Linked DNA regions of Homo sapiens: all the other regions are linked to region 3. A link is a contact called in ENCODE Hi-C or POLR2A ChIA-PET data. All regions are on one chromosome and are shown on one strand. The core of a region is the stretch at or near the end of the contact, and the rest is flanking DNA. Distances in the headings are between cores, read along the strand shown.

What was found. Hi-C counts contacts between places; a loop is a spot of excess contacts on that map. ChIA-PET counts read pairs that join two places held with the same protein, here RNA polymerase II (POLR2A). Pooled maps may share reads with other maps.
Region 1: a map of B cell shows a loop between it and region 3 (11-fold over the local background). The contact joins the promoter of ARAF here to the promoter of LINC01560 in region 3. A Hi-C loop is called at or near these places in 10 of 168 maps with a recorded cell type or tissue (B cell, CD4-positive, alpha-beta T cell, CD4-positive, alpha-beta memory T cell and 4 more), 20 of 37 single-sample maps with no recorded cell type and 21 of 50 pooled maps. POLR2A ChIA-PET finds 5 or more read pairs at or near these places in 2 of 52 experiments (activated B cell and activated naive CD4-positive, alpha-beta T cell).
Region 2: a loop to region 3 is called in a pooled map, with 13 times the contacts of the local background. The contact joins the promoter of TIMP1 here to the promoter of LINC01560 in region 3. A Hi-C loop is called at or near these places in 7 of 50 pooled maps.

What each region holds. Positions count from the first base shown.
Region 1 is chrX:47,558,633-47,562,843 of GRCh38, forward strand. It overlaps ARAF (A-Raf proto-oncogene, serine/threonine kinase), which reads left to right and starts at 2,573. Exons shown (of 16, transcript NM_001654.5): 1 at 2,573-2,619. It overlaps LOC124905184 (a long non-coding RNA gene), which reads right to left and starts at 2,807. Exons shown (of 2, transcript XR_007068225.1): 1 at 2,452-2,807. RefSeq lists a silencer at 2,640-2,939.
Region 2 is chrX:47,580,444-47,584,801 of GRCh38, forward strand. TIMP1 (TIMP metallopeptidase inhibitor 1) reads left to right here and starts at 1,993. Exons shown (of 6, transcript NM_003254.3): 1 at 1,993-2,031; 2 at 2,965-3,093. The coding sequence starts at 2,973. The region is part of intron 5 of SYN1 (synapsin I); the gene reads right to left. RefSeq lists silencers at 1,641-1,790, 1,851-1,950.
Region 3 is chrX:47,481,255-47,485,533 of GRCh38, forward strand. It overlaps LINC01560 (long intergenic non-protein coding RNA 1560), which reads left to right and starts at 1,462. Exons shown (of 1, transcript NR_126059.1): 1 at 1,462-3,973. It overlaps ZNF41 (zinc finger protein 41), which reads right to left and starts at 1,968. Exons shown (of 5, transcript NM_001324144.2): 1 at 1,841-1,968. RefSeq lists an enhancer at 1,403-1,702 and a silencer at 1,693-1,982.

The DNA.
Region 1 (4,211 bases), core at 1,323-3,822, 78 kb after region 3:
GACATGTGTTTTCATTTCTCTAGAGTAAATACCTAGGAGTGAGATTGCTGGATTGATTGCATGGCAGGTCTATGTTTAATTTTATATGAAACTGCCAAACTGTTTCTAAAGTGCTTGTGCCACTTTACACTCCCAATAGCAATGTATGAAAGTTCCAATTGCTCTACATTATCATCAATACATAGTATTGTCAGTCTTTTTAATTTTATCCATTGGAGTTGGGCATGGTGGCTCATGCCTGTAATCCTAGAGTGTTGGGAGAACGAGGCCAGGAGCTCGACACCAGCCTGGGCAACATAGTGAGATCCTGTCTCTAAAAAAAAAAAAAAAATTTTTTTAGCCATTAAATGGTGAAGATCCGAATAGAAAAGTGGAGTTGGGGCCAGGTGTGGTGGCTCAAGCCTGTAATCCCAGCACTTTGGGAGGCCGAGGTGGGCAGATCACTTGAGGTCAGGAGTTTCAGAGCAGCCTGGCCAACATAGTGAAATCCCGTCTCTACTAAAAATATAAAAATTAGCCAGGCATGGTCGTGGGCGCCTGTAGTCCCAGCTACTCAGGAGGCTGAGGCAGGAGAATCACTTGAACCCAGGAGGCGGAGGTTGCAGTGAGCCAAGATCTTGCCACTGTACTCCAGCCTGGGTGACAGAGCAAGGCTCTGTCTCAAAAAAAAAAAAAAAAAAAAAAAAGAAAGAAAAGAAAAGAAAAGAAAAGGGGAGTTGGGAAATGGAAATTATATGGGAGGCCAGTAGGCAGAACTTCTGTCTTCCTTCTTATAGACAGAGAAAGCCATGTGATAAATACAGATTGAAATATGTTGAGGCCCCCCCTCACCTATGACCTTCCTCTGATCTTTCCCATTACATTGCCAAAGGATGCTAAATCTCCAAACAGGAGAATGCAGTCACTTGAAACACAACAGGCCATTCATGGTGTTGGGGAAATAATTAAAAAGAGAATCTCGTGCCAACCCAATGAATCCTCTCCACAAAGTAGACAAGAATGAAAAGTTTTTTTTTGTTTTTTGTTTTATTGAGACAGGGTCACTCTGTCACCCAGGCTGGAGTGCAAGTGGCAAGTGGCGTGATCTCAGCTCACTGCAATCTCTGTCTCCTGGGTTCAAGTGATTCTCCTGCCTCAGCATTCTAGGTAGCTGGGATTACAGGCGCGCGCCACCGCGCCCAGCTGACTTTTTTTTTTTGCATTTTTAGTAAAGACGGGGTTTTGCCATGTTGGCCAGGCTGGTCTCGAACTCCTGGCCTCAAGTGATCCGCCCGCCTTGGCCTCCCAAAGTGCTGGGATTACAGGCATCAGTCACCGCACCCGGCAGGAATGGAAAGTTTTATAACTGAATAAGCATTACACCAGACTGTGATGCACATCACAAACAATCTGCTAAAGAGGTTTCAAAGACAGAAAGAAATCTCATCCGTTTATGTAGCAGGCAGATACAGCCCATTACAAACATATTCTCAAACAATAACTTGTGCTCAAGAAACTTGACGGCACCATTTGGTACACATACTTCATCCCAAATTCACCTGGTAATTAGGGTGGCTATCTGTGTTAGTTAATTGCCTTTATCCAAAGGAAAACGAAAACTCATATCTCTATGACAAGCAGGTAATAACTTGAAGCCAGGCACGCAGATCAAATTCCCACGAAGACAGGGAAAGACAGGGGTGCTATTTTCATTGATGTTTACATTTCAAAGAGATGGCTACAAGGCTCTTAAGAAAAACATTCCGGGGATGTAAAACTGGCAAGAGATTTAGCTTTTAAAAGGACTTACATACATCTCAAAGGGACAGAGAAAATTTTACAGTTACAAGTTTTCTAAAGGAAATGCTCTAAGAGAGACGTCTTTCTCTTTTGACACCAGGGAAAATTCGATCTTTAAAAATTTGTGTTTACCCCACAATACCTCCACACATTGACTGGCATCGTGCTCCCTTCCAGGTCCGCACTTCCCTCTTCACCTGGCCACCTGTGACTAGTTTTTCATAGTCCTAATCAACCCCATTCCTAAAGGAAGCCTCCCAGACAGCAGGCCGCCCCTCCTAGGCCCAGTCCCCCAGCCCCCGCCACACCAGAGACCCGCTGTCCTCAAAGGCTATGAACTACAGTCTCCTAGAGCTGGTGAACATCGCCGATCATTGGTTCTGATTCCAACCCATTTCAAAGATGGTAAAAACTGAGACACGGGAAAATCATAAAAGGGTGCTTAGGGCACTGGCCCAAAAAGGGTACTTAAGGATTTCTCCGCCCAGATGCCAAAGCCCTAAGGTCAGCCCCAAATGACCTGTGTTCTGCTTTATACGTCTATGCCACTGTTGGGGTTAAAGCCCTAGGCACGCAGGTCTTGCCTCAACTGCGCCTGCGCGAGTCAGGACGAGCGCTTGCCCCAGATCTTGACGTTTCAGGCGGCCCCTCCTAATCCGGAACACGACTCACATTCCGTTGGTCTTGCCTTGACAGACGTGACCCTGACCCAATAAGGGTGGAAGGCTGAGTCCCGCAGAGCCAATAACGAGAGTCCGAGAGGCGACGGAGGCGGACTCTGTGAGGAAACAAGAAGAGAGGCCCAAGATGGAGACGGCGGCGGCTGTAGCGGCGTGACAGGTGAGGGCGGGCCCGGGAGGGCTCGGTTTCTGGAGCGGCTGCCGGGCACGGGCAGGGAGCCCGGACCGAAAGCTCAGCTCCAGGATGGCTGCGCCTGGGCCCCGGCGTTCCCTGCCCGGAACCGGAGGAGTGGTTTGACCCGGGGCGAGACCATCGTCGACAGCGGGGGTGGGGTGGGTAACAGGAATAGGCGGGCAAGGCTGCGGGTGATGGTTTCGCCCGCTGCTAGTGGTGGTGCGCCTGCGCAGAGCCGGAAGCCCTTTGGTAGGCGGGACCCGACCGAGTGGTGCCGGGATTCCGTCTTAACCCCCGCTAAGGTGTCCAATGACCTTTCCTTACCAACTGCGGGGAGTGTGTGGAAACGCGGTTCACTCCCCGGTTTCCTTATTCTGGATCAGTGTCTGACCGCCCCCGCCGGGAGAATGTCAGGATTCTCGCCTCTGTAACCGCCTTCCATGATCCCTCATTCAGTTTAGACCAGTAATATGCCTGTGACCCCTCACAGGTTGTCAAGGAGAATTTTGGAGCTCCCTCTTTACCTCCATTTTTCTCCCCGCAACACCATACCTTCCTTCTCCTTTTGCTATGACAATGTCTGGTGGTCCACCATTACCTCCCCAGTTCGGCTCAATGTCTGGTCATTTCCATTTCCACCCTTCTCCCCATTACAGTCCCTAGTGACGCCTGTTACATCTCCCTTCCGCATAGTATGTAGTGACCCCCCCCCCCCATGAATTCCTCATCATAGAGGCTTGGGACTTCCATTAGCCACCTAACAACGGTGTCTGTGGTCCTAACATCAACATTACACCCCAGGGCTTAGGGATGTCCACAGTGCCCTTTAAGGACATGTTTGGTGCAACCTCCATCTTCCCCAAACTAAGGGCAGTATCTGATAATCCTCTCTTTCCCATCACCGTGCCTGCGACTCCTCCCTCACCACAGTAACTGGCATTTCCCCCGTTCTCTGTTAAAAAACCAGGACACTTTGGGAGGCTGAGGCGGGTGGATCATCTGAGGTCAGGAGTTCGAGACCAGCCTGGCCAACATGGTGAAACCCCGTCTCTACTAAAAATACAAAAAATTAGCCGGGCGTGGTGGCACACGCCTGTAGTTCCAGCTACTCAGGAGGCTGAGGCGGGAGAATGGCTTCAACTTGGGAGGTGGAGGTTGCAGTGAGCTGAGACCATGCCATTGCACTCCAGCCTGGGCAACAAGAGCGAAACTCTGTCAGAAAAAAAAAAAAACAGAAAAAAAAAAAAAAAAAACCCAGGACATTCTGTTCGTGCTTCTTATGTACCTGACGGCTCAGTGCAGTGTGTACTGACTTCCCCATTGGTCCCCAGCACAGAGTCTTGTGTGCTCCTCTACCCTCCAAGACAGTATGCTCTGTCCCCCTTCCCTGTTCTCTCCCCCGCAACCCTGTGCAGTGAAGCTGAGACCTTGGCACTCAAGAGTGAGACAAGCAACAGGAGGGCCTGAGCAGAGAAGGAACTGGAAGGACTTCAGATGTGAGCAGGATCTCTTGGACTGTCGTGTGAAAATTAGGCTGCAGGGGGCGACAGGAGCCTGGACTTTGAATTTTATTTTGT
Region 2 (4,358 bases), core at 743-3,242, 100 kb after region 3:
AACATGGTGAAACCCCGTCTCTACTAAAAATACAAAAATTAGCCAGGCGTGGTGGCGTGTGCCTGTAACCCCAGCTACTGAGGAGGCTGAGGCAGGAGAATTGCTTGAACCCAGGAGGTGGAGGTTGCAGTGAGCCAAGATCTTGCCATTGCACTCCAGCCTGGGAAACAAGATCGAAACTCTGTCTAAAAAAAAAAAAAAGATTTAGAAGGCCGGGTGTGGTGGCTCACGCCTGTAATCCCAACACTTTGGGAGGTCGAGGCAGGTGGATCACCTGAAGTCAGGAGTTCGAGATCTGACCAATATGGTGAAACCCCCGTCTCTACTAAAACTACAAAAATTAGCTGGGGGTGGTGGTGGTGTGGCTGTAATCCCAGCTACTCAGGAGGCTGAGACAGGAGAATCTCTTGAACCCCGGAGGCGGAGGTTGCAGTGAGCTGAGATCGCGCCACTGCACTCCAGCCTAGGTGACAGAGCAAGACTCTTGTCAAAAAAAAAAAATAGATTTAGAGGGTACAGCTGCAGTTTTGTGACATGGATATATTACATAGTGGTGAAGTCTGGGCTTTTAGTGTCCCCATCAACCAAATAGTGTACATTGTACCCATTAGGCAATTTCTCATCCCTCACATTCCTCCCACCCAGAATAGTGCTGGATACGCAGTAAGCACTCCATAAGGGCTGCTGGTAGTTTTTGTTGTGTTCTTGTTATTGGGCTATCATCCCTGAGTTAATCAAACTTAATTAGCAAGGGAGTATGGTGAGTGAATGAGATAATTTATACAAACACTTTAGCACATAGTACACAGAAAGTGCTCAATAAGTGGCTGCCATCATCACTACAATTATTATTATTGATCTATCCTCCTCGAATTAAGGATGTTAATCAGAACCCCAGGGAAGGTTCCTGCATTGTCAGAAAGCTGGTGGGCAAGGATTGCCCCACCCCACCCCCCACCAGGGGTACAGGTCCATGGGGAGGGGGCAGGGCAGGATGGGGTGGGGATTAGTTTTCTACTGACCCACTCACTTGCTTCTTTCACCATCATTCATGGCCACCCCCTTCCCAATGCTCATTCATTCACCCGCACCATTCCCTGCTTGCTAGGACGGTGCCACTCCTGAGTTACAACCCTGGTGCCAGGTAGCCTCTGTTTGAATCCCGGCCATGCCCTGTGATCTTAGGAAAATTCTACAGTTCCTCTACGCCCCATATTTCCTCATCCGTAAAACGGGAATAAGAACCGGTACCCATCTCAGAGATTTGTTGTGAGCTTTGAGTGAGATAAACTATGCTGAGTGCCTGGTATACAGTAGGTGCTGTATAAATGCCGGCTATTTGCCTGTGTTATTTGAGACCCTGGCTTTGGCTCCTGGCCACCTGAGTTCCAGTCTCAGTTCTGCCATGTATTGACTCTGTGATCCTGGGTAAGTCACTTAACCACTCCGTGCCTCAGTTTCCCCATTTTGTATTCCTCCCCTTTCACCTGCCTTATCTCCCTCCACTGCTGCTACTTAATTTGTTTCCTCTCTGCCACCCCTCACCAGCATGTCAGACATACAAAACAAGGGATTTTTGTGTGCTTGGCACACAGTAGATGCACAATAAATGTTGAAGGGCTGAACTAATTTGGGTTTGAGTCATAGGGAGCTTGGGGGATGTGGGTGATTGGATAGATTCTGGAGACTTTAGGGGACTGGGCCGGGGGAAATGCGGCCTCTAAGCTCTCCGCTGAGGCGGCTTGGAAGGAATAGTGACTGACGTGGAGGTGGGGGAGGTGGCTGGCCCGGGCGAGGCCCAGGGAGAGGGAGAGGAGGCGGGTGGGAGAGGAGGAGGGTGTATCTCCTTTCGTCGGCCCGCCCCTTGGCTTCTGCACTGATGGTGGGTGGATGAGTAATGCATCCAGGAAGCCTGGAGGCCTGTGGTTTCCGCACCCGCTGCCACCCCCGCCCCTAGCGTGGACATTTATCCTCTAGCGCTCAGGCCCTGCCGCCATCGCCGCAGATCCAGCGCCCAGAGAGACACCAGAGGTAAGCAGGGCCCGGGGTGGCCCAGCAGGGACCGGAGCTGGGCTGCAGCTTGGGTGCTGGCCACCAGGCCCGTGCACTCCCGTGCCAGATGCCTGTCTACTCAGCTTGGCCTGCGGGTACCAGGACCCTGGGCTAGTCTAGGGGGAAGAGGGTCGGAGGCTGGAACTGCTTTCCCAACCCCGAGGCTCCAAACTCCCTAGAACCCCTGACATCCGCCCCCAATTCCCCCAAACCCATGACCCCCTAATATCACAAATGCTTTCCAAATCCCCCCGCAAATTCCTTCATCCCGAAATTTCCCTCATCGCCCCCTAAATACCCACCGCTAACCCCTGCAGCTCCCTAAACTCCCCCAGCTCCCCAATCCCCAGTTCCCCAGCTCCCAAACTTCTTTTGCCCTCAAATTCCTCAAGTATCCCCATTGCCTTAAGCCCCCAAATTCCCCCAACCCCTTCAACCTCCAAACTCCCCCAGCTCCCTAAACCCCCAACCTCCTCCAAATTCCTCAACCTCCCTAAATTCCCCCAGCCTCTTATATCTCTTAATATACACAACCCCTAAACTCTGCCGTCTCCAAACTCCTCCAGCCCCCAATCCCAAATTCCTCACCCCCAAACTCCTCAACCTCCAGAATTCCCCAATCCCCTCATTCCTCAAACTTCCTCAGCCCCCTTCTCCCCCAAGTGCCACAACCCCATAACCCCGCAACTCACTCAGTCCCTCAATAATTTAAACTCTCCCAACTCTCTAAACCCTAAATTCCTCTGCGCTCCCCAATCCCCTTAAAATCCCTAAGCTTACCAACCCCTCAAGCCCAAATCCAGCCCCCTAATCCCCCCCATAGGCTGCCCCGGGGCAAGATGGGGTGGATGACCTGCCCAGGTCAGCAGATCAGCTGGGCCGGGGCCTGCCTGACATCCCCCTTCCCCACAGAACCCACCATGGCCCCCTTTGAGCCCCTGGCTTCTGGCATCCTGTTGTTGCTGTGGCTGATAGCCCCCAGCAGGGCCTGCACCTGTGTCCCACCCCACCCACAGACGGCCTTCTGCAATTCCGACCTCGGTGAGTCCTCACCCCACTCAGCCCACACACTCTGCCTTGGTTTCCCTTTCAGTCCAGTGGGGCTCACCATGGCACTTACCTCTAGAATGATTCCACTCGCCCCTGCACTTCCTCTGCTTTAGCCACACTGGCATCCTCACACTTCCTTGAGTACTCTGTGCCCAAGCCCACCACAGGATCTGCATGCTGGCTGCTCCCTCTGCCTGGTACACTTTCCCCCCAGGTATCCACATGGGTGGCTGCCTCAAACGTCACCTTCTCAGGATGGCCTTCCCTGGCCATCCTGTTTAAAATTTTAACCCCTGCCCCTTAGTACTCCTGATCTCCTGTTAAACAGAAAAATATTCAGTGATACTTGTTATAACACAGTAAGGAAGACCATATTCAGGACCATGGTGATGGGTATAGGAACCACTGCAATGGGATCTTGCAGTCGGTGGGAGAGATTGGGCTCAACACTGAATATAGCATGGGCCAGTGGGAATGTGTAGCTAAGGAGCAGTGTGAGGGTCTGTGGGTGGAAATTACTAAGAAGAAACATCAGGGGTAAGGGGGATTCTGGCTAAACCGACGTAACAGGATTCTTGCTGAAGGCAGGCCAAGGGGAATCAGACATCACCTGGGGGATGGTGGAAGATGAAGAACCCAGTCAGATAGCAAGGATGATCAGGTATTGAGGATGATCAGAGATTGAGGATGATCAGAGATTGAGGATGATCAGGTATTGAGGATGATCAGAGATTGAGGATGATCAGGTATTGAGGATGATCAGAGATTGAGGATGATCAGGTATTGAGGATGATCAGAGATTGAGGATGATCAGATATAGAATATAGGGGTTCTTGCTAAACTGACTTAGCAAGGCTCTCGGCTAAAACTGGATTTTACAAGGAAGTGCACAGATGGGCCTAGGAGGAGGTTCAGGAGCCTGAGTAAAGTTTGGTCAAGCAAAGAATCTTTGTCAGCCCCTTACCCAGGTCTGTAATTCCCCATTATACTTAATGTCTAACATTCCATATCCTTATTTTGTTTGTTCTTAGCCTGTCTCCTCCTGGCTAGAATGTGAACTCCACAAGGAAAGGGATTTCTGTGTTTTGTTCACTGTTGTGTCCCTAACACCCAGAACAATGTCTGGCACACAGTGGGCACTCCCAAATATTTGAGGAGTAAATGAACAAATCAATGTATGAAAATGGCTTAAGCAGTGCCCGGCAAAGAGAGACACTCAACATACAGATGAATCAATGAACAAATGTGTAAATCAC
Region 3 (4,279 bases), core at 212-2,711:
AACATAGCAAGACCCCAATCTCTACAAAAAATTTAAAAATTAGCTGGGCAAGCCTGCCTGTAGTCCTAGCAACTTGGGAGGCTGAGGTGGGAGGGTCACTTGAGCCTAGGAGGTTGAGGCTGCAATGAGCCATGATGGTTTCACTGCACTCCAGCCTAGGCAACAGAGAGAGATTCTTGTATCTTTAAAACAAAAATCAGCCTGGGCAACATAGTGAGACCCCGTGTCTACACAAAATAAAAAATTAGTGGGTGTGGCAGCACATGCCTATAGTTCCAGCTACTTGGGAGGCTAAGTTGGGAGGATCGACTGAGCACAGGAGGTTGAGGCTGCAGTGAGCCATGATCGTGCCACTGCACTCCATCTCTGGGCGACAGAGTGAGACCCTGTCTCAAAACAAAATAAAACCGAACAGCAGCAACCACAACAAAACATGTGACACGGAGCTAAAGTGTTCTTAGAGAAAAATTTATAAACTGAATGTTTATATTATAAAATAAAATGACTGGATAGTAAGATAAGCATTAAATTCAGGACTTTAAAAATGAGAACAAAATTAAAAAACAGAAAAGAAATAACGAAGTTAAGGGCAGATATTAATGACAGAGAAACAAAGATACAGGAGGACCAACAAAGTCAAAAGTAGGTTTTGAAATAACCTCATCTCAGACCTAAAGACCACCTATCACTGACCCCAGGAAGCTGCATATCTGATTCCACAGCCCCCCATCACTAGTCCCAAAGAAACGCATCACTCACCCAGCAGGAACCTTGGTCAATCACCCAATAAACCCCATCCCACACCTCACAGACCTCCAGTAGTCACCCCGCACAGCCCTTTCTTACCCCCACGGACTTCTCATCACTCATCTCACATATACCTTATCACTCACCCTAGAGACCCTGTATCACTCACCCCACAGACCCCCTTATTATTCACTCCGGTGTCCCCAACACTCATCCCACAGGCTACCCATCAACTTTCTCTAGTGACCCATCACTCACCCACAAACCCCAATCACTCATTCTGCACCTCCCTATAAATGACCCCAGAGAAGCCTCCTTACTCATCCTACTGAGCATCTTCGAGTACAAAATCCATGTCATAACATCCCCATAATTATCTTAATGCTTGATCCATGTCATAACATCTCCATATTTATCTCAATGCTTAAGTGGCCCTAAGTCCGTCTGTTAAACTCACTCCCAGAGCCTTAAGTCCTGAAAACTGCTTCGAGGAACCCCGGCGCTTCTGGACTTGATCTGCACATGCTTAGTGTCAGCTCCGAAGCGGCCGCTCGCCCACAATTACACCTGGTGGGTGCCCTTACACCGCGCCGGTGCGTGCGTGCGCGTGCGCGTGTGCGTCGAAGGAGAGGCGGGCTTTCCAATTTCCTTCAGTGACTCTCAGGCAAGGAACATGGCTGTCTCCTTGGGAGTGTCTCTACGGGAGCCGCCATCTTGGAAGGGCGGTCATTTCTGCCGCGGAGCCCGCGGTCCCCTACTCGATATACCCCTGTGGGATTTTCCAGTGGCCGAGGCACTGGGCCATGGAATGTACCACCAGGCTTCTCCCCTCCGCCGCAGCCTCTAGGAGTTAGTCACCTCCGAGGCCCCGGCGGGCGAGGCGCTTTGCCTCTTCCGCCCTCAGGGTGCCCTCGGCCTCAGGCCGTCCCTACCGGGGAGCCTCCGCCTCTTTAAATATCGCCCAGCCCCCACCCCCAGGAGCAGGTCGCGAGACGCACCCGCCCCCGCCCCTGCCGCCGCACTGCTCTGTGGGACGCGGCGACCCCTCTCCCGCGGCGGCCGGGACCCCGCGCCCACCGCGTCTGGAGCCCACCTGGCGGCCCCACTGGCTACATTTCCGACCTGGACCCCGGCCGGCTGCGGGAAACACTCGGCGTCTCGGCTGTCACCGAACCTGTGCAGTTGCCGCGGGGGGAGTCGTGCGTGTCAGATTTAGGCCAGGAAGCGGAAGTCGCCAGCAGCGAGAGTTTAACCTCTGTGGGCGCAGAGGGTTGCGGGGATTCAGCGCCCGGGACCGTGGATCTGTGCAGGGAGTCATAGGTGTGTGTGACATCAGTGGTGGAACATTTTGGCTCGTTTTCACAATTCAGTCATTATCCTTTCTGCTTTCCTCCTGGAAGCATTAAGGTTGAAGTTTTCTTCTAAAGATCAAAGTTTTGATTTGTTATATTAGTTCGGATTTGTTTGATTTTTGTTTGTGTTCGGTTTCAAGTGCTGATTTGTAACTTTTCTCCCCCCCCCACACACGCCTTTTGACCCCTGAATTATTTAAAAGTCCATTGTTGGAGTGGCAAACATCCTCCGAGACTCAAAGGGCAAGGCCATGGGCGCTTTATTCCGGCTGCTGCTCCAGGAACGTGGGAAAGCAGCGGAGTTTTATTCTAGGGGAAGGAAACAAAGGCGGCCGAGTGCCAGCTGCACGTTTGGTGGGATTTGGTCATCAGGGGTGGACATGCTGCCCAATGGAGCTGTCGGCAGTTTGACCCAGCTTGGTCCGTCGCGTCCTGTTCTAGGAATCGATTATTCAAAGAAGGAATTTAGAGGGACTGCAGAAAATGTTACAGGTCTTAACACCATTTTGCATTTCCGCAAACGAACAAGAAGTTAATCCCTGTGTTAGTGATTTCTAAGCCCATTTGCCTTGTGGCCCAAGAACGTTGAGTTTGAAATTTGATGAAACTTGCCTTAAGGCTCAAGTACGAGGCCAGCTTTCAAAAATGGTTTTGTGCCTTGATTGAAAACACTGTATCTTCTAGTTGTTGGATTTATCGTACTCTGCGGCTCTATTGGTTCAAGCTTGTGCGTTGGGCCTTTTAAAATGTGTGTTTCCTGATAATTCCCTTCAGCTTGTCAACTGGGGGTGATGTGGCAGGGAGAAAGAGAGAGAGGAGAGAGAGAGACTGTACTGGCAGGTTTTCCTTGTGCTATTCAATTTTTGCTTCCTATGTTTTGAAGTTTTATTATTAACTGCAGGTTTCATTACTGAATAGATATAGCCAAATTCCTTCCCCCAAAAGATTATAAAGTTTCCTAGTCCTACCAGCAAAATCATTAAGTTCATTAAGGCAAATCCCCTCCAGCGCTGGATGTTGATGCTGTCTTTAATTTTGTATTTTTCTGACTACTTTGTGCAATTGAGGATTGTTTTGGTCTATTGGCCATTTGGCTTTTCTCTTTTGCAAATGTTCATATCCTTTGTCCAGTTTTCTTTAGGGTGATTTTTCCTTTTCGTATCAATTTGTAAACAGTGTACAAATTACATTGTACATTAGGGATATTAACAGTCTGTCAGTTACACTGTACATTAGGGATATTACATTAGAGATATTAACATCTTTGTCCATTAAGGATATTAACCATCTGTCAGTTACATTGCAGTATTTTTCCCTAAACTCTTTTTGTCTTTTGCATTTTATGTTTTTTTAAATGTGCAATTAGAAAAATTTTATATGGGCTGGGCACAGTAATCCCAGCACCCATCTCTACTAAAAATAAAAAAAAAAATAGCCAGGCGTGGTATCTCAACTAAAAAAAAAAAAAAAAATTGCCGGGCATGGTGTTGGGCGCTTGTAATCCCAGCTACTCGGGAGGTTGAGGCAGGAGAATCGCTTGAACTTGGGAAGTGGAGATTGCAGTGAGCTGAGCTCGGGCCACTGCACTCCAGCCTGGGTGATAGAGCAAGACTTCATCTCAAAAAAAAAAAAGAAAGAAAAATTGTATGTGTAATATGTAACTAGTGAAATGTAGCCTCTGATCAGATATGTCTAAACTTTCTTTTATGGCTTTTGTATATCCCATCTTGCCTAGTTTCACTTCCCTATTCCAGATAGAAAGATAATCTTAACATGTATTTCAGTGTTTTTATTGCTTTAATTTTTTCTACTTTAATCTAGTTGGAATTTACTCTGGTATATGGTATGAAATCAAGATCAAGCTTGAACAAGAAGCCTGTGTCACACTTTTTTCTGTGTCAAATAAAAAGAGACTTTAATTAGAAAGACAGACTATTGCAAAAGGGAGAATGCTCCCATCTCAGAAACCTGAGAGCATCTTGAAACCAAACAGAAAAAGGCTTTTCTTGTAGAGGGTAAGGAGGCAGGCAGAGATAAGCAGAATCTGTGGAAAGGAAGCTGCACAAACAAGGGGGAATGGCCAGTGGGGTCTGCCAGGAAATTGTCCCACAGTGGTGCGCCCATTCCCAGGAGAAGCTGAGAAGCAGGGTCCATTGGGAGGGGAGGAATTTCGACTTTTT